Linked DNA regions of Homo sapiens: all the other regions are linked to region 1. A link is a loop called in an ENCODE intact Hi-C map of the cell type or tissue named here. Cell type or tissue: GM12878. All regions are shown on one strand. Each heading gives the region's core, and the rest is flanking DNA. Links, peaks and the distances in the headings are about the cores only. Region 1 holds the start of LOC124903178 (a long non-coding RNA gene). Region 2 overlaps DIAPH3 (diaphanous related formin 3). Region 3 has its middle 530 kb from the start of DIAPH3-AS1.

Region 1 (8,003 bases), core at 1,496-6,495:
AATAGTGTTAAATTGTAAAGATTTTTGTTCTGTTTTACACTGATGAATATTGTTTCCTGTGTTATTAAAGGTACTTTTTTTTTGTGGGGAGGCTGGGTTTGAACTGCAGTTTCGTTTCTAATGCAGCAGCTCCATCCTCTTTTCAAATCTTTTGTCTTCAGCTGGGATGTTTGGAGTCGGCTTCGCACGTGTCATTTGGAGGTCAGTCAGGTGTAGGTAGACAGAGTTTGGTGATCCCCTCTCTACGTCTTTCCTTTGACTGATCTCTCCACACTGTTCAGTGCTCCTGGTTTACCCACTATCCTTTTCTGTATAATAAGAAGGGCCACTGACACTCTGTGTAATTTGTATTTTCTTATTTATAGACTTAAGCTAACCAATAAGGTTCACTGAAAGTATTCATTCAGGAAGAGATAATGAATCAAGGCATTTTAAGTTGAATAGAAAATGTCCTTCTAGATTCTAAGCTAAGGGATGGATGGCCTTTCAAAATAATGTTTTTTATTTAATTAAATCAATACTTCTCAAGTAATTACTGGAATTTGTAATGGGTATATTTATTTCCTGTGGCTGCGGTAGCAAATTACCACAAGCTGGGTGGCTTAAAACAATTGAAATTTATTCACTTAACAGTTCTGGAGATCAGAAGTCTGAAATCAAAATGTCTTTGGAGCTGTTCTCCCTGCAGAGGCTTTAGGGGAGAATCAGTAACTTACCCCTTACAGCTTCTGTGGTTGCTGACATTCCTTGGCTTGAGGCATCATCAGTCCAGTTTCTGCCTCCAGCTTCATATGGCCTTTTACTTTTCTGTGTGTCACTTTACTCTGTGTGTTTATTTTTAAACTCCCTCTGCCTCTCTCCTATAAAAACACTTGTCATTGGATTTAGGACCTGCCTGGATTATCTAGTATGATTTTCTTATTTCAAAGTTCTTAATTTAATTACTTCTGTAAAGACTGTCTCTAAATAAAGTAACATTCACAGATTCCCAGGCATTAGGACATAAGCATATCTTTTTGTGGGCCACCATTCAGGCTACTATGAAGAGGTATGGGGGATGTAGTCAAATTATGTTTTCTAAGTTAATATAGGGGCCAAGGGAAAATTTTCCCTTCTGCCTCTGAAGGTTTGCTGAAGATCAGCTGAAGAAAGGCCGATTAATAGCAGAGGCATGCAAAATTAATTTTATCGTGCATAGCACAAGGGAATTACAAGAGAATGATTGTTTATACAATAGTGCAGTGGGGGTACAGAAGCTTATATACTCTTCACAGAGGAAAGGGAGATGTGGATAATTTTAAGGTGAAAAGTGATTTTTAGGGGAATTCAATGGGCTTGGAGAACATACGTCTTGAGACATACGTCCTCGTGCATCCTGAGACAAAGCCTTGTGGGCCCACAGAGAAGACAGTGGTTCTGTCCAGGTGTGTTGACAGACTTCAGTCTTTATTCCTGCAGTATGAGTTAATGAAAACTCAAGGAAAGGACCAGTGGTAATTTTCTTCTTTGAAGAGTCTGGAGTTTAAGCAGATAAGGGAGTATCAGAGTAAAGCTTCTTCTAGTATCTGCCAGTCTCCAAGGGCCTTTAATTTAAAATAATCAGCATACCAGGGTGCCATATTTTGGGGTGAAATTTCCTGGTCTCCTTCAATAGAAAAAAATATCTAATTTATTTGCAGCATTTCTATTTCAAAAATGTAAGCAACACTAAGCACTTTGTATTTAAGATGCATTTTAAAGAAATGGAAATGAGAATTACTAATTCATATTTATCAGCTGACATATATATGGGACTATTTCACTCTTTTGACAAAAAATTTATTGTTTAGTATTTACCTGTTTAGTGACACATTTAAATGGCTGCCCTTTTTAATTGTAATATTGTGCTTTTTATATGCCTCTTTCATTTTTTACTTCATTTTAATGTACAGGGAATCGTTATGCTATTAGATTGTAAGACATATGATTGCATATACTAGAAACAAATAGGTATTTGTCTTAACTGCCTATGATAATTGAAGTAGATTTTCATTTTTAAGAGTTTGAATGACATTAAATAAATTTTAAATGTAAATTGTAAAATGGCTAATTTTTCTCTGTGCAATATAATTTTAAACTTTATTGCTTACTAGCTCTTTCTTGACATTATTGTTTTAAATTTTGACATAAATGGCAGGTTGAACAAAAACAATAGCAGTTCATTTTGCATTAGAAATTCTGTTCCAGGCAGAAACAGTTGCACAGTCTAATGGAATAACTTACTTTCTTATTGTTAAAAAACTTTCAATTGTAAAACTGAATGATTTAAACAAAATAAATAATAAAGGTATTTCCTTCTTTCTGACACTTTTCTTTAGTTCTCAGTGAACTCCATGTGAGTAGCCTGCTAGAAATATGTAGTTAGGCTTACCAGTAAGGAAGCATATACACTTTTGACTATTAGCTGTAGCCTTTGAAGAAATTCCCTTTATCATTAATTTTATTCTCTTTCTTTCTCATTAGAGAAATTGTATTCTCTTTCTCATTAGAATCCAGATTTTTGAATATCATTATGTTTTGAAAATATTTTGTAGAATAAACAAGGGCACCATGTTTAAGAAGGAAGAAAACTAATACTTATTTAGCACCTACTGTATTCCAAGCATATGCTAGGTATTACATGCTGTCTCCTCATTTATTCTTAGAAAAACTCTGTAGATCAGTATTTTCAGTACGGTCTTTTTCGGCAAGGGTAAACTGAGGCACAGAAAGATGAAGTAAATTGACTAGGGTCCCACATGTATTGAAAGGTAAGGCTGAGATTTTCATCTAGTTTTCACTAGTTTCACTAAAAAGTGATAGTCTCTCCAGCTACTCATGAAAATGCCTTCCAATTTTTGTAATACCTTACATTTATAAATAGCATTTCTTATGGAAACTTAACCAAGTATGTGATCTCCTTGGGGTTAATTCTGGAAGGCCTCACCTTGAGAGACCCTCAGCATGGACTTTGTAGGCAGCAATGCTATGAGTGCAGTAGTCAGTGTAGTGTTTAGGGCATTAGGCTTCATGTAAGCCTTTTGAACTGATATATGGTTTTATAGCCACTACCTTTTTGCTGAGAAAAAGAGGACAGAAATATTAAGTAATCTCACATCTTAAAATCTGATTTATTAAAAAGTAACCCCAGTTCTGCTTCTGAATTAATGTATGAAAATATAGAATTAGAGGAAGGCTGTAAATTATAACCCCAATGAAAGTAAAAATATCTAGGCCTTCATTTTATACTTTTAAATTTATGTGGAGTCATGGTTTACAAAGATGAATAACAACATAGTTAGGTTACCATTGCCACTATACTATGTAATATATCAATTATGGGATTTCAAAGGAATTATTTACAAATTTTTACTTGCTCAGCTGTTACAATTTTTTTAATACCAAATAAGCATTCTAGGGTGAATGCCTTCATGGATTGGTTTATGTATGGGGAAAATATTTTAATATTTTGAATATGAGTCATAAAATAGAAGTTTGTTGTTTATTACCTATCTCACGATCATTTTAAAATCGTCATGCTGTATTTTGATGTCACAGAAAAGCAATTATTGAAATAATGCTGAAAATACTTTTTGTAACTATTCTACAGCAAAAAAGCATTAGTCTGTAATAATTTATGTGTACTTTATTTTTATAAAATCATCTATTTCCAGACGATATAGATGTAGAAGAGACGGGAAGAGAAAATTGTCTTAATATATCTAATGGTGAGGTATTTCTTGAATGCTTACTAAATGAGTTTTTTTTAAACCCTGAGTGATCTTTATATCAAACACAAATTCAAAATTATAGTAGTCTATTTTATTTTCTTTGTTATCCCTACTCTCCAACAAAAAACAAATGTCAGAAACCTTTAAGCTAGTTTAGTATCTCTTCAGGGTCTTAGCTTCAACAGGAGTATAATATTTTACTTGTGAAACAAGGTTGTCATCTAGTGGTGCTTTCAAGTAGTACAGCTTTCACAATTAGCTAGCTGATAGTCTTCAGCTTTTTAAAGGAAGTGCTTAACAAAAAGCTATCTAGGTTTAACTTTTCAGAATTTAAACACTTTTGAATACTGTTAAATTAGATATAAACTTACAAAGGATTTTCCCTAGAAATTTTTTAAATTTCCATCTCAATTTTTAAAATAAATTTTTTGTTTGGCTACTGAAATACTGATATTTGACCAGTGTGGATGTTAACCATGATGATATCAAGGCATTTCATATTGTTTTGCATCATCAGAAGTTGTTTATTTAGAAGAAGATTCTTAAATAGTGTTAAGTAATTAAAAATTTTTTTTTGCATATTAATCCTTTCACCAGCCTGAGCAACAAAGCAAGACTATCTTTACCAAAAAAAAAAAAAAAAAAAAAGGTGGAACTAATGTATATTTATGATGGCAAAGAAATCATAAAAACTAAAAACTGAAAAAATAATGCATATTAATAGATAGTTGATTAATGAGTAAAATAAATCTTATATTGAAAGTAGTTTACTACATTAAGATTAACACTACATGCTGGTACTTAGAAGTACTTTAAATAGTACGTACCTTTATTTATCTGATCCATTTATATATAAGCCACAGAGAAAATTAAATTTTTAAGCTAGCATTGATTCAAGTCCTGGTTTAATTGTTGGAATACAGATTGTGGTATTCAATGTGGGATAGGAAGTGGCTACTTTGCCTAGACAAGAAAAGAAAATGTGGTAATATTAATAGAAGAGGTACTTAGTTGTTAAGGGAAACAAAATAAAAGACCTCTTTTTTCATTTTCCACCATTTTTCATAGTACTCACTCCTCTGAATTACCTTTTGTAGAATTCTGATCCTTCTGTTTATTATGCTTAATAGAGCTTTTGCCATGGAATTCATGGATTCATTCAACTAACTGCTGGTGTTCCATTTTATATTCTCATGTGCTATCTTTCCAATATATCTGTAAGCTGTATTGAATATATTGATTTTATTTTTAACAGGTTATCTGAAGAAAATCTTGTGCCCCAATTCTTACTAGCATTTTTACCTTACTAATCTTGTTATTCATTATGGCAAAATACTGTATTTTCCCAAGTTATATTCATAAACAAGAACTTTCAAGCCATTTTCCTTCTGCCCTAGAGGAGGGAATTGGCAAGTTAATTCTTTCAGTGTCTCTGACTAGGTATAGTATAGTAAGAGTCTATAAGAATAATATATAAAACAAATTTTTGGCAGGTGTATTACAATCAATTTACACTATGGAGAGAGAAACAGTTTAGGCAGAGTGAACAGAGAGATCTTCGTATGGGTAATTTTTAAAAAATATCTTTACAACATTGAAGTTTTGGGAATTTGCAGTAGGTCAGTTACTTCCATATTTGCTAAGATCAAAAATATCCTTTAATAGAAGTTATTTTTTAAATTATCTTTTATGTTTTTTCCCTCTCTTGTCCCACCTTAGCTTGGGTAATTGGGAATTAGTTATCTTTATTTTCTTTGTGGCTAAGCAAGAATTCATTTATCAAACTCCCATTTTGGTATTTGGATATCATGTGCGGGGGCTAGTAACCTCAGTGTGGTAGCAGATAATCAGGTGTAGGTTAGAACCCCAAAAACTGCATGAAGCCATTTGATTTGGGTTTTATTCAGGGGCAATTAAGAACACCATGTACCAGTCACTGTCCAGATATCTTCTTATTTTTTTTGACATAGTCCCTATCCATTTGTGAAGAATGTTTTCACTCTTGGTTTTCTCATTGGCATTTTAAAGACTTTTCATGTGTCATCAGCCCAGTTTATATCAATGTGCAATAATTCTGTATTTTATTATTTCAGGAAGTCAAGTTGCAGTTCAGATTTGAATGGGCATTCATTATTTCAATGGGTGGCAGTGGGTAAAAGAGAATAAAACTTTAATGTTTGCTTTTATGGCTCACTTTCTGGCCAATTAAAACATTCCTCCTCCTTAAAAATATAAGTAGTCCTCAAAGTCTGAAGTAAGCATGGGTTCTTTATATGTCCAGTTTGTAAAATATTTATGTCAATGACCAGACTGAATGATTTGATACTTTTTAGTGTGATGTAAACAACTCACCAGAGAACATTTGTTACAGGCATAATTGTGTTCTTTGCTCTCCCAGTGCGTACAAAGTGACCTAAAAGATACTTGGTTCTTTTCTTGCTTGGAAAGGAAGTTGGCTATGAATGTTATACTATCTGAGGTACACTTACGGCACAACACTGTATGTCAGAGACAACTTGGAAGTGAACAGGAGCAAATAATTTAAATAAACTAATGTGTTTAATAAGTACAAAGTACATGTACCACATGCAGGCTGAGCCCTGTTTTGTTTGGCTTGTACACTGCTTTACGGAAATCTAAAAGCTAAAAATCAAATCTGACGCAGTAACTGCTTTACTAGTCCTCGTGCAGACATGGCTGCCCCCTTTAGCTCAGTCAGCTGATGTGTAGTTTGCCTTGCTCCGTTTCATTATCTATACATTATAGCCAGTGAGTAAGTTAGATTCACCGATTTTACCTGCTTTCAAAGAAATGGATCAAAAGAAAATTGGCCCTCTTCTTTCCTTACTGATGGTAAAGGGTGGTAATGGAGATCTACTATCTGGAACAATGAGTTTAAAACAATAGTGTTTGTTTTATCACAGTTTTCTGCCAATTGAGATTCTTGAGCTATGGTTTGGACATGTCTGTTTTATATGCCAAGTGACTTCTGAACACGACGTGAAGACAGTTAAGTGATTCTAAGACGGAATTTTGACATCTCATAAATAGAAGCATTTACTAAAGGAAGCATTTTCTAAAATCCCTTTTTAAAAAGTTTTGAGCACTTAAGGCTGGGTGTGGTGGCTCATGCCTGCAATCCTAGCACTTTGGGAGGCCGAGGTGGGCGGATTGTTGGAGCTCAGGAGTTGGAGACCAGCCTCTGCAACATGGTGAAATCTCATCTCTATAAAATAAAATAATTAAGTGGGCATGGTGGAGAGTGCCTGTAATCCCAGCTATTTGGGGGACTGAGCCATGAGAATTGCTTGAGCCCAGGCAGTTCAGGCTCTAGTGAGCTGTGTTTGTGCCACCGCATTCCAGCCTGGTGAAAAGTGAGACCCTGTTTAAAAAAAAAAAAAAAAAAATTGAGCACTTACTAAACTGCGGTGACTTAAAAATTGCATTATTTGAAGGTAAAATTAGTGAGAAATATTTGTCTGTTCTGTGAGTATAATGCAGAAATTTAGCCTTTTAATGCCCTGCTTGTCAGTAAAATGTATTCAGATGTTGTCATAGTTTAGATTAGTAATAAGTGGTTTTATAATATTAATGTCCAAAATCTCCATTAGAGAGTGAAAAAAAAAAGTGTGCTTTTGCTGGCTGTTTTAGTAAACAAGAACCCTCTGGTGTCAGTTTCTTCTTTTGTATCAATGCCCTTGGGTTTTAGGTGTTCAAAGATGGCACATGGGAATTGATGATAATTCTCTTCTCTCAAGGTCCACCAGGTGGGTGTGCACAGGGACCGTAACTGGAGTGCCTGCTCCACTTTTCAGTTGCTTTCTTTCCTGATTACCTCAATTAAGACTGGTGAATCCTGTGTTGTGTTGTTCTTCAGTTACTGTGTTACTGAAGTTCTTGAAGCACATTTTGGTCTTTGAGTTTTTGTTTTTTATCACTTGTTTTATTCATTGGTAATATTGGAGTTTTAAATGTTTATAAAAATGAAAAGATTAATTTGTAAATCCCAAATTATTGTTAATTTAGGCTCAGTCCTTCTGTGACAATCGTCCAGTATTAACAAAAGGATCAGTAAGATATTATTCAGGGAGAGCTGTGAATGGGTGCCCTGTTTCTTGAAAATTATGGAGTAAACCTATAAGGCTTAAGTTTTTTGGTTTTGTTATGTTCAGAAAACCTTTTATAGGCCTTATTATTTTCTTATTTCAATAGTTTTTTTGGGTACAGGTGGTTTTTGGTTACCTAGATAAGTTC
Region 2 (8,003 bases), core at 1,814-6,813, 520 kb before region 1:
ACACCTTCCACCATGATCATAAGTCTCCTGAGGCTTTCCCAGAGGCTGATGTTGCCATGCTTCCTGTAAGGCTCGCAGAACTGTCAGCCAATTAAACTTGTTTTCTTCATAAATTACCCAGTGTCAGGTGTTTCTTTATAGTCCTAGCACTTTGGGAGGCCAAGGCAGGCAGATCCCTTGAGGTCAGGAGTTCAAGACAAGCCTGGCCAACATGGTGAAACCCCATCTCTACTAAAAATTCAATAAATTTAGCCAAGCATGGTGGCGCACACCTGTAATCCTAGCTACTCGGGTGGCTGAGGCATGAGAATCGCATGAACTGGGGAGGCACATGGTGCAGTGAGCCAAGATTGTGCCACTGTACTTCAGCCTGGGCAATGAAGTGAAACTGTCTCCAAAAAATAAAAGTAAAAATAAAGTGACAAGAAAAACAATGACTGAATGCTTATCTTAAAAGATGCATACCTCTAAGATTTAAAATAGCTAGAAATATAGTTATGAAATAATAGTTTATTATTTCAAACCAATGTTCTCACTGTGTAATGAAAGATTTCCAGACAAGATTACCAAATGGCCATCTAAAGCACCATAGAACTTGAGGGACCTTGGACAACTGGACAAAGCAGTAGCAGTGGATGAATGGAACTTCTCTTTTCCAGGAAGAGAAGACAGTAGATTCTGCCAACTTCAGACTGACACAACTTATGTAATTGACAGACGAGATCAAAGATGAATTATTAAACAGAAAAGGAAGTAGTAATTACAAGAAACCAAAATGGGTTCTTGAAAAAAATTATATCAGAGTAACTGTATGTCTTTGTTAGGAGACTGAACTCTGGGAAACATGATTGATTTTGTATCTGGACATTTGCAAAGCTTTGAAATATTCAACACCTAAGGAATGCAAGAAAGACTTGGAGATATTTAGTCTGGGAAAGTGTTGGTTTGGTGGAGATATCCTTTCAGTTTCCTCACCTATCTTGGTCAATGTTTTTTATAAGTGTTTCAGTAAGCCATGATTCTTATACCAAATCACAATTTCCTCAACATCTTTTATGAAATAAAACCACTAAGTACTAAAACAAGTATTGTATAGAGTACCATGAGTAGTCACACTCAAAACAACATGGCCTTCTGAGTTAAAAATCAGGAAAACGTTCAATCTAAGATGTTGTACTAGACAAACCTAGAAGTTAAATGGCAAGATCACTTAGGGTTTAAGTTCTATTCTTTAAAAAAAAAAAAAAAGTGTGAATTATGCACCAAGTTATTGATTTCTTGGTCTACTTTTGAATTAACCCATTTTCACTCATAGAGAAATCATCTACAGATTCATTTTTAACAAAAAAATCAAAAATACTCAAAATGATTTTTAAAAACACTGTTTTCATTTTATTGTTCTTGCTATACTTTTTCCATCCTTTCTGTTCATCTATTCTTTATTTCATACATTCACTTAACATACATGTATATGTTATGTGGCACTATGTGTCAGTAGATGTGCCATGTGCTGGGAATAGAAAGATGAGCACAATACACTCTAGCCTGTCAAAAAGTTCAGAGCATAAATGAAGACTGTGACTTGTAAAATAACACTTATATTCCAGTATAATACAAGCCATTTAGAGATATGCACAGAGTTCTCTGGTAACAAAGAGGAAAGATACTGAATTTTGTATAGAATGAAGTGTTAGGGAAAGCTCCCCAAAGAGGCTTCCTCAAAGGGGAAAGAAGGGAAAGGCAGAATATTGACAGGCTTGAGCATGATGCTTTCAGAGCTCAACAAATTGTCTAGCAATGATGAGGCAGAGAGAAAAAAAGTAAGATAGGAGGTAGAAGGGGAATGTTAGGAACTGCTTCATTTAAAGACGTAATGCTGGGTGGGAAGGACGGGATTACAGATGAGCCTGAGGAAACATTTAGGGGTAATGGGTATCTTCATTATCTTCATTGTTGTAATCATTTCATGGATGTTTTCATATGTCAAAATTAATCAACTGCTGTACTTTAAATATATGCCATTTATTGTGTCAGTTTACCGAAATGATACTTTTTTTAAAAAGTTTTAATGCTATTCTAAGAATTTTGGGTAACCGTGTGAAAGGCTCGGGGAGCAACTGAAGGAATTTAGAGTCAGTGAAACATATTTAGGGGCATTTCATTCTCCATTTTACATCTTTACAAGATCCTCTATTTAATCAAATTAAAGAATTAACCAACTGCTATTTTCCATGCACCTGTCATGTACAAAGGACCAATGCGTCCCTAAAAAAAAATCACATCTCTATCGTTAAGTGAGTTATGCAGATCTTCATTTTAATTCACTTTTAAAACCAAACTTCAAAGATGCAAGATACAGCAGACGTCATAAATAAAAATAAAAAGACAAGTAAGAGGCAGTGAGAAAAATTGCAAATATTTACAAGAGTAGCGCTATAGAACATATAAGGAGCTCTTACAAGCTACAAGGCAATAAAATAGGAAAATAAACAATATTAATAGGCAATTCTAAGAAAAAATATAAACAACCAATAAATACATAATAACTGCTTCGATCTCATTTAATAACCAAGAAATATGAAATAAGTAAAATAAAAGTCACCAACTAAAAAAGAAAAACAATATTAATGATTATGCAAGGAAAAGAATCCTCACTTATATTATTCATAAAAGTGTAAGTTTGGCCAGGCACGGTGGCTCATGCCTGTAATCCCAGCAGTTTGGGAGGCCGAGACGGGCAGATCACGAGGTCAGGAGATCGAGATCATCCTGGCTAAAATGGTGAAACCCCGTCTCTACTAAAAACACAAAAAAATTAGCCGGGCGTGGTGGCGGGCGCCTATAGTCCCAGCTACTCGGGAGGCTGAGGCAGGAGAATGGCGTGAACCCGGGAGCCGGAGCTTGCAGTGAGTTGAGATCGCGCCACTGCACTCCAGCCTGGGCGACAGAGCGAGACTCTGTCTCAAAAAAAAAAAAAAAAAAAAAAAAAAAAGTGTAAGTTCACATGCCTTCTGGAAGGACAATTTGACAGTAACTAGCAAGATTAAAAAGGCCTTTCAATTTAGCAATTCAAAGACTAAGTATGATTGTGAGATGATTTACATCTCTTCACTCTCAATTTATTTAATCCTCAGAACAATACAATGTAGGTAGGCACTATTACTGTCCCTGTTATAGGCAAAATAACGGTCCCTCAAAGATATCCATGTCCTAATACCCAAAACTTTTGAATGTGTTGCTTTACATAGCAAAAGAGACTTTGCAGATGTCATTAAGGATCTTGAGATGGGGAAGATTATCTTGGATTATCTGGGAAGGCCCAATATAATCACAGGGTCCTTATAAGAGGGAAGCAGGAGGGTCAGAGAAGGGGTTGTGATGCCAAAAATAGAAGTCAGAGCAATGCTGAACCATGAGCCAAGAAATGCTAGCAGCTTCTCAAAGCTGGAAAAGGCAAGGAAATAAATTTTTCCCCTAGAGCCCTCAGAAGGAATGCACCCAAGCTAAACCATTTTGGACTATTGATCTCCAGAATTGTAAGATCATAAACTTGTGTTGTTTTAAGCCACCAAGTTTGTGGTAATTTGTTATAGCAGCAACAGGAAACTAATATAGTCCTACTTCATAAATAAGAAAATGGAGGTATCAAAAAATGAGTAACTTCCAAAGATCATATAGCTAGGAAGAGGTACAGCTAGAATTTAAACCCAGACAATGTGCAATACTAATGCACTGCCTTCAAATACAAAGATGTATACAGAATTATTTTTTAAAAAACCTGAGGCACGGAGAGAAACTACAACTAAGTGTCCTTCATTAAGAGAATGATTAAAAGGAAAAATCATAATATGGGCTATGAAATAAAATGCACGAATTTAAAAACAGTACAACATGAAAAACATATTCAAAATATATGACACAGCCAAAAAGTTTCAGAACAATGGATTTTTTAAAATGTTCACGTGAACATGCATACATTGGTAAATACACAGAAATGGAATTAGAAGTACAACAGATTGTTAAAAATGATCATTTGTGTGGAATGAAAAGAGGTAGTGGGATACGGGGGACATCTACATTGTATTCAATATTTCTATGTTATTTGAATGTTTTACAACAAGAATATATGATGTATTTTAAAGCGAGGGATTTTTAATGCAGGGAGATATGCACGAATTTCCTACAACATTTTTCATTAAAAAGGCCTCAGCTGCACAAAGTTTAAAAGCCCTGCCCTACAGTGACACCAAATGGTGGTAGATCAAAATACAGCACACAAACAGGACATTTGTTCGATTCAATCTTCCTATAAATGTTTGATTTCTTTGAAGAACAGGAAGCTTAACAGAATTAAATAACGTGGAGACAAATACTCAAAAACCTAGAATTTTTAATCAAAGAAAGTCTAGTACACCAAGCTTCAACTGCAAATTTTTAGGCCTCTTTCCAAACTTCAGCTAATCTTCTGATCCCACTGAATATTTACATAAATCATTTCTCACAGTTAAAGCATGCCACTGTGAACACAGTGATTTTACCTAATAGCTTATTGATCAAAGAAAGCCTACAAATACAAGAAATGCAGTCATAAAACTAAAGTCAGGCTCTACTCCATCGGAATCAACCCTTGGTAAGTAGGTAATATTTTGGAAAGATGGACGAGAAGGTGTTGGGGATAAACAGGGATGGAAAGAATCCAAGAAGAGACACAAGCAATGACTCCAATTAATGACAAAGTATATTTTCATTTGTTAATCTAGTGATAGAAAATTAAGCTGAGTAAAAGAGGAGGCTATTGCCTCTCAAATATACACCAATTTCTCCACAAGAAAATTTTGTCCTGGACTGTCCAGGGAAAAGAATATTTCAAATTAAGCACATCAGTCAGTATTCAGTGTCCTCTGCCCAGAACCTAAACCAACAAAAACAGCATGTAAATGGCCTTATTCATTACAAGCCACTATAAAAAGATACAGAGATAGACCACCTCTCAGGGCACTCCTCTAAAACACCATTTGGCCAGGATCCTTAGTCTTTTAGCATTAAATGAGAGTTTATTGGATTTTTGATGTGTTACTTTTCATATACCAAAATCTCCTAGAAAACACAGGACATATAAATATATGATCATCTACAAAAAAAAGTCAATAATATAATTAAGCTCTAAGGCCTTGAAATCATATAACTGGATTTCAATCCTAATAGGTACAAGCCAACTTACGACCACATGTTACCAGCACTACTTTACCCCACTCATGGATAATCAGCTCTAGAACACCTTGAGAGCTATCCTGATCAAATGAGTGCATGTCCAGTGACAAGAACCACAAGGAGATCAGTTCAAGAAGGTAACTTAAGTTTCTGAATTACTATATAAGTGACAGATGAACAACTAAGAACTGAGTACCACAAAAAGTATCCATGTCTACTACATATACATTTATGACTTAATTAGAAAGAGAGGTAATATCAGCATTAAATAATTTTGCTTCCAATTTCAACAGAGACATAAATATGAACATGAAAGTCTATATTACAGAAAATGTGAAAAATTAGGCACATCACATGGTTTAGTGGTTAGAAGTTTCAAGGATATACAATTTAATAGAAATTGACATAATTCCCACAGTAAATTTGTATACCATACTCTACAGGATATAGAGCCCTAGAAAACTGTATCTAAGTGATACATGATAAAAGTAAGACATATGGCCGGGTGCAGTGGCTCACACCTGTAATCCCAGCACTTTGGGAGATCGAGGTGGGCAGATCACAAGGTCAAGAGATCAAGACCATCCTGGCCAACATAGTGAAACCCCATGTCTACTAAAAATACAAAAAGTTGGCTGGGCTTGGTGTTGTGCACCAAGCTGTAGTTCCAGCTACTAAGGTAGCTGAGGCAGGGGAATCGCTTGAACCCAGGAGGCGGTTGCAGTGAGCCGAGATCGTGCCACTGTACTCCAGCCTGGTGACAGAGCTAGACTCTGTCTCAAAAAAAAAAAAAAAAAAAAAAAAAGTAAGACATTTCCAGTATACAAACTATTTCTGATATATGCTAATTGACCTTAATTGACATTGGTTACTAATATTTTAGATGTCTTACTTTTACACCCTGCCTTTCTATCAAAGAGGAAAATAACATAAACATCAATATCCTGGTGGAGCTACATCTTATGTTTTTTAACTAATTCTTATGGAGAATTAAAGTTGATTATATAATGCAAGCAACTTGACTGAATTTAATCTACTGTCTCAAGTTAGGGTATCAGTTTAAATAAAACACAACCTTTCAGAAAAAATTGTAATTAATATGAATCAAATTAATGAATTCACATAACTGGATAAAAGAAAACTTAAACTTAGTGGCAAGTAAAAACTGTAGAATTTTAACTAATTTTTGTTCAAATGAAAATGCTAGAAATCATAACATCAGTCTACGGAACCTAAAGATGAAAGAGTTAAGAGCTAATTTTTCTACAGTGAAAAACAAATGAAAAGTCAAGCTTTGGTCCTATTTGGAGCTGGGAAAGCACTAACACTACCCCAAACTCTTGACTTTTTCTTATATCTAACTGTGTGATGATTTTTCAGGTAAAGATGATTAGCACATTTCTAATGTACTTTAAATCTAGGCTAAATCAAGAAGTAAACATGTTTTTAAGGCAAGGATGTCTTGTAGAAATCTGGAGTTTAATTCACTTCAAGTTAATTGCCCATTTTTGATACAAACACTTCAAAAAGTTTATTACTTTAAAAATGAAACATTATTATGGAAGTCTTACAGAAATACACTTGGCAATTATAACCAATTTCTTAAAATCATCAAATTACTGTATTATTGATAATGTTGATAAACTGAAAACACATCATTCTTTAGTAAGTTAGCAAAGGTTTTTAATCTAGAAAGGAGTACAGAAAATTTCAGACATTCCAGACTGTCTAACACTCTTTGTCCAGTATTTTGTTTTTTTTTTTTTTGGTTAATTATCAAGGATTGTTTGGAGCTTTAAGCAGGTTTCCCACTTCTCTTTGGAGAGCAAAAGTTGAGAAGTAGTAGCAGCCAGATTGGAAATGGTGAAAAATAGAAATGGAAAAAGGTAAAATCTAAGAACATTACTATTTGACAAAAAATAAAATAAAAATATTTCATTTTGTTCCTCAACTTTCATTCTGATTTTTCCACCAATACAATTACCTTTTAAAATATTAGTACCACAGAAACCAGAACCGAAAACAATTTGTTCAAGAGTATATTGTCATAATCAATAGATGACTAAGGCATTGTTCATATTGTCTGTAGAGGATGTTTTTCAACAACGTTATTCCTTCCAAATTATATTCCACTGGCACTCAGGTATGACCCAGCATGGAATGTGTACATTCCAGATTAAGTTTGAGTTGACATGTCCTGAAAGGGAAGTGGTCCATCACCATCTTAAAATCAAAACTATTACCTCTAGCATTGGTATCTGGGAATCCAGTTGTTTTAACTGCTGATCCCTAAAAGTACACTTTTTGTAAATCAAAGCTCTTTGATGTGAATTCTTAATTTTTAACAAGGCATAACTTGGCTATTTTAAGTAAATTGAAAATATCTGCAAATTTGAGCAGTCTTCTTGAATCACTAGAACACAGAAATAGTTTTAAATCTTTACTATAATGGTAGGCAACATAAAAAGCTACTTGTTAGATAGACATTTTCATATAACCTTGCATGGTATCAGATTTAATGTACATGGAAAATATTTCAAAATTGTAATTTTATATATTATTTTAATTCAAGTGTCAAAACATAGGTAAAAAAAAAACACTCTAAATAGTCTGTGGTTAAAAATGTAATGCAAATTCTCCCTTATTCACCTATTCTCTTATGGAAGACATGGCAAATAGAGTATCAAATAGACAAACTAACCAAATAATAGAAAAGCAAGCAAGCAGGGAAATAAAGAAAAAAGAAAGGAGACAGAAAAGGGGCAGGCGGGGAAGAGAATACCCTGAAGAAT
Region 3 (8,003 bases), core at 984-5,983, 950 kb before region 1:
AAAGATGTGGAAAAATTAATTGGAACCCTAGTGCACTCTGAGGAATGTAAAATGGTGGAAGCCACTATGACGAAAATCTAAAAATAGAATTACTATATGATCCAGCTTTCTGAGTTTTAATCCAAAAGAACTGAAATCAGGATCTCAAAGAGATATTTGCCGTCCCATGTTCACTGCAGCATTGTTCACAATAGCCAAGATGTACAAACAACTAAATGTTCATCAATGAATAAATGGACAAAAAAGTGACATATACATATAACTGAATTTTATTTGGCCTTAAGGAAGGAAATCTTGTTATATACTACAACATGGATGAACCTTCAGGACACTATGCTAAGCAAAATAAGCCAGTCACAAAAGGACAAATACTGTATCATTCCACTTATATGAGGAGTCTAGCTCATCAAAGCAGAAAATAGAATGGTGGCTGTCAGGAGCTGAGCTGACAAGAAATGGGGAGCTGCTTTTTGATGAGCAAAGTTTCAATCATGCAAGATGAAAAAACTTCTAGAGGTCTGCTGAACAACATTGTGCTTATAATTAACAATATTGTCATGTATGCTTAAATATTTGCTAAGACAGATCTCGTGTTAAGTATTTTGTATCAAAATTAAGAGAAAGTAGATATGTTAAAATTGAAAGTAAGAACCAAATAAGTGGAAAGAATTACAGTAGTATAAATTTTGCTTCTAGACCTATGGCCAGCCACAGTCCAAAACTGCTTTTGGTTTTGTTTTTCAAAGTATATTCCACAATTTTCCATGGCAACTTCCTCCATTACCCTTAGGAAATTTTTCTTTAAATGTGTCCTAACTCTGTCATTAAATACAGCATTTGTTTAAGTTTAAATATTTTATTTAGTACTTGTCCATATCCCTGGGATTTGTGTGTGTGTGCTTTTCCTTCCTTATACCATAAATATTTTTTTTAAATGCCTCTGAGACTTTCCTTGGTATTGTCCAGCAGATTGATGATCCTTAAACTTCATTATGCACTTGAGGCCAGAAGTTCAAGACCAGCCTGAGCAACATGGCAAAACCCCATCTCTACTAAAAATACAAAAGTTAGCCCAGCATGGTGGCTTATGCCTATAATCCCAGCTACTCAGGATGCCGAGGCAGGAGGATCACTTGAACCCAGGAGGGGAAGTTCAGTGAGCCAAGATCATACCACTGCACTCCAGCCTGGAAAACAGAGGGAGACCCTGTCTAAAACAAACAAACAAGCAAACAAACAAAAACAAACTTCATTTTAAAATAACCAATGCAGCCAGCAAGGTAGTTATCTCATCTGATTTTATTTTCTTGGTTATACTTTTCACTTTGTTACGTAGGCCTTGCCTTTCAAATGCCAGGAATTATATTCAATTTACCTCTTCTCTTCACATGTAACTACACATATTTAAATTTAATTAGAATTATATAAAATCTAAATGTTAGTATCCTAGTCACATTAGCCACATTTAAAGCACTCAACAGCCACATGTGGCTACATTACTGTATTGGACAGGACAGATAGAGAACATTTTTATCATTGCAAAAAGTTCTATTGGATGGCTCTGTACTAGATCCTACCCTTACCCTCCAAAATCCCTACTCATAATTAGCATATTAGCAGAACACAGCCTCTAAAGAAATCTCACTTGTCTCATCTGAAAAAGTGAGGATAACACTTTTTTGACTCAGGAAAGAGGACTGACCCACATTTCCTTTGAGGTTCCTTACCAGTATGATAGCCTCATTTTTGTGAATCCACTAAAACTTAACCCTTGGTCAGGAAGACAACTCCATTATAATAATGTTTCTCTGGAAAAAATCAAACTTGAATGACATCATCTCAATTCACAGCTTCTTTGCCAAGAATATAACCTACTTAAGTGTAGGAACTGCATTCCAGCTCCACAAATTCCTTATTAGGTCCAATATGGCAGGTGGTACTTAAACCATATCAGTTTTTTCACACCCCAGCAGGCCTTGAAATCACTGTGATAAGAGAATCTGCCTCTCTAAGAAGGGTCACAGCATGCCTATAAGAAGACATCTGGGAAGCAGAACATTTATTTTAAAATGCAAACTACGTAGTCCTGTAAGTAATTAATTGGGGAACATAAGTTGTATTTGAACTAAAACGGAACCTTTGATTACACTTAATGTCAGCTGGATGATTAATGTATCAAGTGTTTGCTGTTTACTAAACAAAGGATTTGTCTTTTTTTACCATCTGAAAAATTTTGTCTAAAACACTTATTTTCAGAGATGTGATCATTTCTTTGGCACTTATTGGACTGTTAAATTGAATTCATGCTGTCCTTCCACGTTTCCCAGACTACTCAGGAAGTATGAAAATGGGAACTGATGAGCAAGGCCTGGACATGTTTCCACATCTACTGTGTTCATGTTTGTTAATGCAAGTCAGCCCTGCACAGAGATCTACCACCTGGACCAAGAGCAGTATACTTTGCTGCTTGGGCAGCTTTCCTTCCATGTCTAAAACAGAGTAACTTTCCTAAATTGGGATATTACTCATTTTTATCACAAACCTTGTGGAGATTAACGTATTATATCAGAAACCATCTAAAATGCACAGATACAATTAAATGACCATAATTCCCAATGCAAAATATAACAGGAAAGATTATCAAACCACTCTCCCTCTACCCTTCAAGTCTTAATCTTGGCTCTAGGTTTTCCTGAGCAGGAAAAATGAATTGGGGGAGAAGTGAGTGCTTCTCTCCATCCTTGCACTAACTTTCCTAATCTTTAATTGTGCCAATTCAACTTCGTTGTGTTATTCTTGGCTTCTCGCCTCATGAGGGACCAGAAGTTTGTAAGCACATAGAGGAAGCAGTGGTTTTTACCTTGGGGCTCATCAACCTCCAGAAAATAAAAGCAAAATTATATAAATACCTGCATTTCTTTTCTTGGGAGAAGGTTAATAGTTTTCATTAGATTTTGAAAGAAGTCCATGATCCAGAAAAGATTAAAAAGTCTCAATTTTGATGGATTTGGAATAGAATCAAGTCACTGATGAAGTTACTGCCTCTGCCACTAGTGGGGGCAGTGAGTGGGTACAACACAGCAGCCAGAACCTGTGTGTCAAGAGCCCTTCTCTCATCCCAGCTTTTAATAGTTGAGATGCGATCAACAAACACTGATGATAGACTTTAAGTCCCGTGATACTGTGATTTATAATGAGAAATACATATTTGGTCCGTATTCTCATTTCTGACACACAGCTCCTAAAATCCTAGTAATTTCCTAAGTGATAAGAGTTACGGAAGTATCTTTGGTTATAATATTTGGTCTTTTGTCCCAGGTTCCTAAAATAGCTCCAGAGTGTTTCTTGTTATGCATACCAAGCCCCTTTCAACCACACCCAAGTTTATATTAATGAGGTGATTTTTCAAAAGCCCCTAGAAAATCACTGGATGGGGGCTAGATGCCAGAGGAATTAATCATGTGATTAGAAGGTTGGAACTTTACCCCTAACCTCCGAGGGGCAAGGAGCTGAAGCCTGAATTGATCATCACTGGTCAATAATTTCATCAATCATGCCTACAGAATGAAATGTCTATGAAAACTCAAAAGGACAGGGTTTAGAGAACTTCTGGGTTGGTGATTAAGGAGGATGACATGCCCAGAGTGGGCATGGAAGCTCTGTGTTCCTTCCTTCATGCCTTGTCCTTTGCATCTCTTCCATTTAGCTGTTCTTGAGTTAACTGGTAAATGTAAATAAATGTTTTCCTGAGTTTTGTGAGCCATTCTAGCAAATTATCAAACCCAAGGAGGATGTCACAGGACCCTCTGATTTATAACCAGCCAGTCAGAAACACAGGTGACAACCTGGACCTGTCAGCGGCCTGAAGTAGAGGCCGTTTTTTTTGTTTTGTTTTGTTTTGTTTGTTTTTTTGAGACGGAGTTTCGCTCTGTCGCCCAGGCTGGAGCGCAGTGGCACAATCTCGGCTCACAGCAAGCTCCACCTCCCAGGTTCACGCCATTCTCCTGCCTCAGCCTCCCGAGTAGCTGGGACTACAGGCGCCCACCACCACGCCCAGGTAATTTTTTGTATTTTTAGTAGAGATGGGGTTTCACCGTGTTAGCCAGGATGGTCTCCATCTCCTGACCCTGTGATCTGTCCGCCTCGGCCTCCCAAACTGCTGGGATTACAGGCGTGAGCCACCACACCTGGCCAGTCTTATGGGACTGATCCCGTAACCTGTGGGATTTGATGCTATCTCCAAGTAGATCGTGTCAGAATTGACTTAAATTGTAGGACACACAGTTGGTGTCTACAGAGAATTGGAGAATTGCCTGGTGTGGAAAACCCACACATCTGGTGTCAGAAGTAAAGTATTGAGGGTAGTAGAGAGTAGAGGAAAAAAAAAAAACAGTTTTCCTTTAGTTGGTGGAGAGAAGGAAATAGTTTTCCCTTACAGCCCTGAAAGATTGGCTGGTGACATGCGAGAGCTCTGATTGCAATAACATTCACCATTATTTGTTGATACACATTCTTCCATTTAATCTTAATACTCCTTCAAAGCGGTATGATTACCCCATTAAAAGATGAGAAAACCGAGAATCAAACTGGCTAACTAATTTGTTCAAGATGACAAAGTTACCACATTGCAGCACTAAAATTAGAGCCCAGGTCACTCTGATTCAAAAAGCTTATTCATTAATACTGCCCAGCTAGGAATATCTGTCCAGCTTCTAGGAATGGACCTTCAATTCTATCATCCCACCTAAATCTGAAAAGGTAGCACATTTCATGATTCTTCCAGCAGGGCAAAGCAAGGCTAATTTTAGAAGTCTAATGAGAAAGGATTAAGGTACTTCCTGTTAGACAGTCAACACGAGTGGCTCTCATTAGCAACAATAAAAACCCAGCTTGTACGGTCGGTCGGCAAAAGTAGCAGCCTCCGCTTTCTTTTGTGATTCTCAGCTGGGTTGCCCCTTTAAGAAGCTTAGCCCACATAGTCACATTCACAGATCTTCTAAGTCAAAATCTCTTTTAAAAACACCCAGGAGCGATCCCTAACTACCAAGGAGTAAGACATCCTTTCAGGAAAGAACGTTGAAGAGATTTATCTGAATGTCAGCAAGTTTCACCCAGTCAAGAGAAATCCATCTAGAAAAGAGATTTTATACAATTTGTGAATTTTATTCAATTCAACTTTTATTTATAGTTGCTCTATGTAGGAATTGTGCAGAATGCGGCAGAAGAAGGTAAAATGTACAGAATGGGATGTTCTCCACCGGAGGTTCACAGTTCATTGGTAGAGACAGATACACATCCAATATGTACAGTCCAGCAGACAGTACTAAGTTGGAAAATTGATTTCCAACCAAAATGCAAGAGGAGAACAAGAGAGGGAGACAGTGTTTCTGATTGTTGGGCAGGGTAGAGACAAATCTGAGAAAAGCTTGTGGAGAGTATGGGCTCTGTGGATAGAGGCAAGTAAGATGTGGATGAATACTAGCATCCCAAAAGCATAGAAGCAGAGGTTGTGCAGGTATCTGGAAAAACAATAATGTCCTGGGAAGGCCAGAGAGTAGAGGGACAGGCCCATCCTGTAGACCCACGCCACTCAAAGTGAGGTCAAAGCCAGAGCATCCTCGGAAACACCTGGAAACTTCAACATACAAAAAGCCCAGGCGCCACCCTGGACCAAATGCATCAGAATCTGCATTTTTACAAGATCCCCAGGTGACTCATATGCACATGAATGTTTGAGAAACATTGCTGCAGACAATGGGGAGCCATTGGAGGTCCCTGGGTGAGAGGAGTAATCTCTTCTTAAATGTGCTTGGGAAATGCAACTTTAGGAAGCACAGTAGAGGGCACACAGAATGACCAAATGAATGAACAGTTATTCAACCAACAAAGTCTTTTGAAAATATGAATGTTAAGTGTTACAGCTCTTTTAGAATTGGTCTAGCAGGTTTTCTGGTTTGCACTAGAAAAACCATAGAAAGTGAAAATAGAAAATAATATGAATAGTCCTCTATTGGAAGGATGATTAATAAATGATACCCCTGTACTCATAGCTCCATCATATTTGACTGTAAGGTAATTAGGATATTAATTTTTAAATGCAATTTATTCATCAGATGGGAGGATAAGGAAGTAAAATCAGGTTGTGGCCAAAAATAACAGTTTTCACTTTAGTTCACTATCTGGAATCTATGTAACCATACTGTTTGATTTTAGATTGTTCAATTTTTTTAATACTCTCTGAAATCTGATGGCCAAGGACCCTGTAATCCAAGATAAGATTGATCAGGCTGGCCCAGCGCCCTAATTCCAAAATACTCTCTAGCAACTCATACACTCTCCCCCATTCCCCAAACACCCATTTTGAGATAGCCAGGATAATTTTCTTCATTTCCTGCCCAGACAGCTGTGGAATGTTGTAATTCATTGTTAGGCAGCTGCAGCAATCCTCCTTAGAAAAGGATACATCTTGTCAAGGATACGGTTATTCTCAAATTTTGAGTTTATTTTTTAAACAGTGATGTACCCACCAAATGTAGAAATAGTCAAGCCTGAGAAACCTCAAAGGGAGGCTGGATCTAACATACGCATCCCTGCTTAGAGGTCAGTGCTACAAATACCCTCACCAGGTTGCCTGTAATCTCACTGCTTCAGCAAACAGTCCAACCCACTCGTGTTGGAAAATCCTCTGGACTCCTGAAAATAACTCCTTCCTGGCTGAGTAAACCTTAACCCTCTCCTACAAGCCGATAGGAAAATGCAGCACATCTAGAAGGTGAAGAGTAGCAGATTTTCATCCTCAATTATCTCCTCCCTCCACATCCATAAAAACAGCCCTGCTATCTAATGATCTTTACTATAAAACTGGGGAGAGGAGAGCAAAACGAGATTAAAATCTCTCCACACTGTGTGAGTGTGTGTGCATGTAAGAGGGTGTGTGTGTATGTGTGTAGCTCTGTGGGAGGGAGACAGAGACAATCACATAAAAATTGAAAATTACCCCAGATGACAATAAAATAGAAGAGACAGAAGACTCCAGGGAGCAGCAATGATTAGAGTGAGTAGGAGTGTCGTGTGAAGGCTAAGAGGTTAGACTATTTGGGAAATGTGGGGTATTAGATCAAGGAAGGTCTGTTACTATACCATGTCCTATAATTTAGATATTGCAAATCACAAACAGGATAAATATGAAGGAAGCTTTCCTACTCTTAACATGGCTGCTTCTGCTTTCATAATAACCTCTCATTTGGTACAATTTTAATTTTTTAAGGCACCTTAGAGTTGGCAAAATGGATCCAGAGGCAATTAAAGTCCCTCTAGTTTCTTTTGTGAAATTGGTGTTTAATAGCTATTTGGGGAGTTTCTCCCAATAAAAATCCCATCTTTCCCCATTTCTATTTCAGAATTTCCAATAATCATTAAATTTTGTTGGACAAGTTCAAGTAAAGCTATTTTATCACTTCATAAAACCAGTCACAAAACTCTCTTCCAAGGTAGAGAGGAGACAGAGTCTTTGTCCATCAACACAGCCTGGAGATCTACAGAAAGTAGGCAGCAAAGGTCAACCGGCCTCACTCAATCAACAGACCTCTCTGACTACCTTTGCACAGCTACTACCTATCATGCACCTTGCTAGGTAGTGGCTACAAGAGGACAAATAAGGCATAAACTCTATCTCACACAGCTGATGTATTTACGAGGGAGACAATTAAAGAAAGAATAATCATAATACAGATTTATTAATATAACAGGGGCAGCTACCTACTGAGGGTCAGGAATGGCTTCCTGACCAACTAGGGGAAAATGTCCCTCCAAGAGTTCATTCTTAGAAGTTATTTCGGATGCAGGTTTTGGTAGACCTGGATATGCTTAGTCAGGGTTAACCAGCTTTAAGAGTTTATAGTTTGACTAAGGAATTTAAGTAGAATGATGAGGGACACACACAAAACAAGTTATTATGGAACCACATTACCAAATTCAAAGAAGCTTAAAATCTGACATGAAGA

Evidence for each region. A loop is a pair of places that touch in the nucleus more often than their neighbours do. Peaks named below come from ENCODE experiments on the same cell type or tissue, not always from the same donor. Only the 100,000 strongest peaks of a DNase experiment are listed, where the experiment ranks them.
Region 2: it touches region 1 in a loop (5-fold over the local background); 8 of 110 quality-filtered maps call a loop at or near these places.
Region 3: it touches region 1 in a loop (9-fold over the local background); 3 of 110 quality-filtered maps call a loop at or near these places.

What each region holds. Positions count from the first base shown.
Region 1 is chr13:60,427,328-60,435,330 of GRCh38, forward strand. All of the region lies in intron 1 of TDRD3 (tudor domain containing 3), which reads left to right. LOC124903178 (a long non-coding RNA gene) reads right to left here and starts at 4,893. Exons shown (of 3, transcript XR_007063814.1): 1 at 4,838-4,893; 2 at 4,577-4,712; 3 at 1,559-1,645. In GM12878, for the core only: a CTCF peak has its summit at 3,986; a DNase peak (open chromatin) is centred at 3,984; H3K27ac peaks cover 17 bases.
Region 2 is chr13:59,902,379-59,910,381 of GRCh38, forward strand. All of the region lies in intron 20 of DIAPH3 (diaphanous related formin 3), which reads right to left. Among named protein-coding and RNA genes, the nearest start is that of DIAPH3-AS1, 110 kb to the right of the region's middle. In GM12878, for the core only: a CTCF peak has its summit at 4,259; no DNase peak of the experiment used is centred there.
Region 3 is chr13:59,474,160-59,482,162 of GRCh38, forward strand. It overlaps the pseudogene RNU7-88P. Among named protein-coding and RNA genes, the nearest start is that of DIAPH3-AS1, 530 kb to the right of the region's middle. RefSeq lists an enhancer at 4,372-5,189. In GM12878, for the core only: no CTCF peak of the experiment used is centred there; no DNase peak of the experiment used is centred there.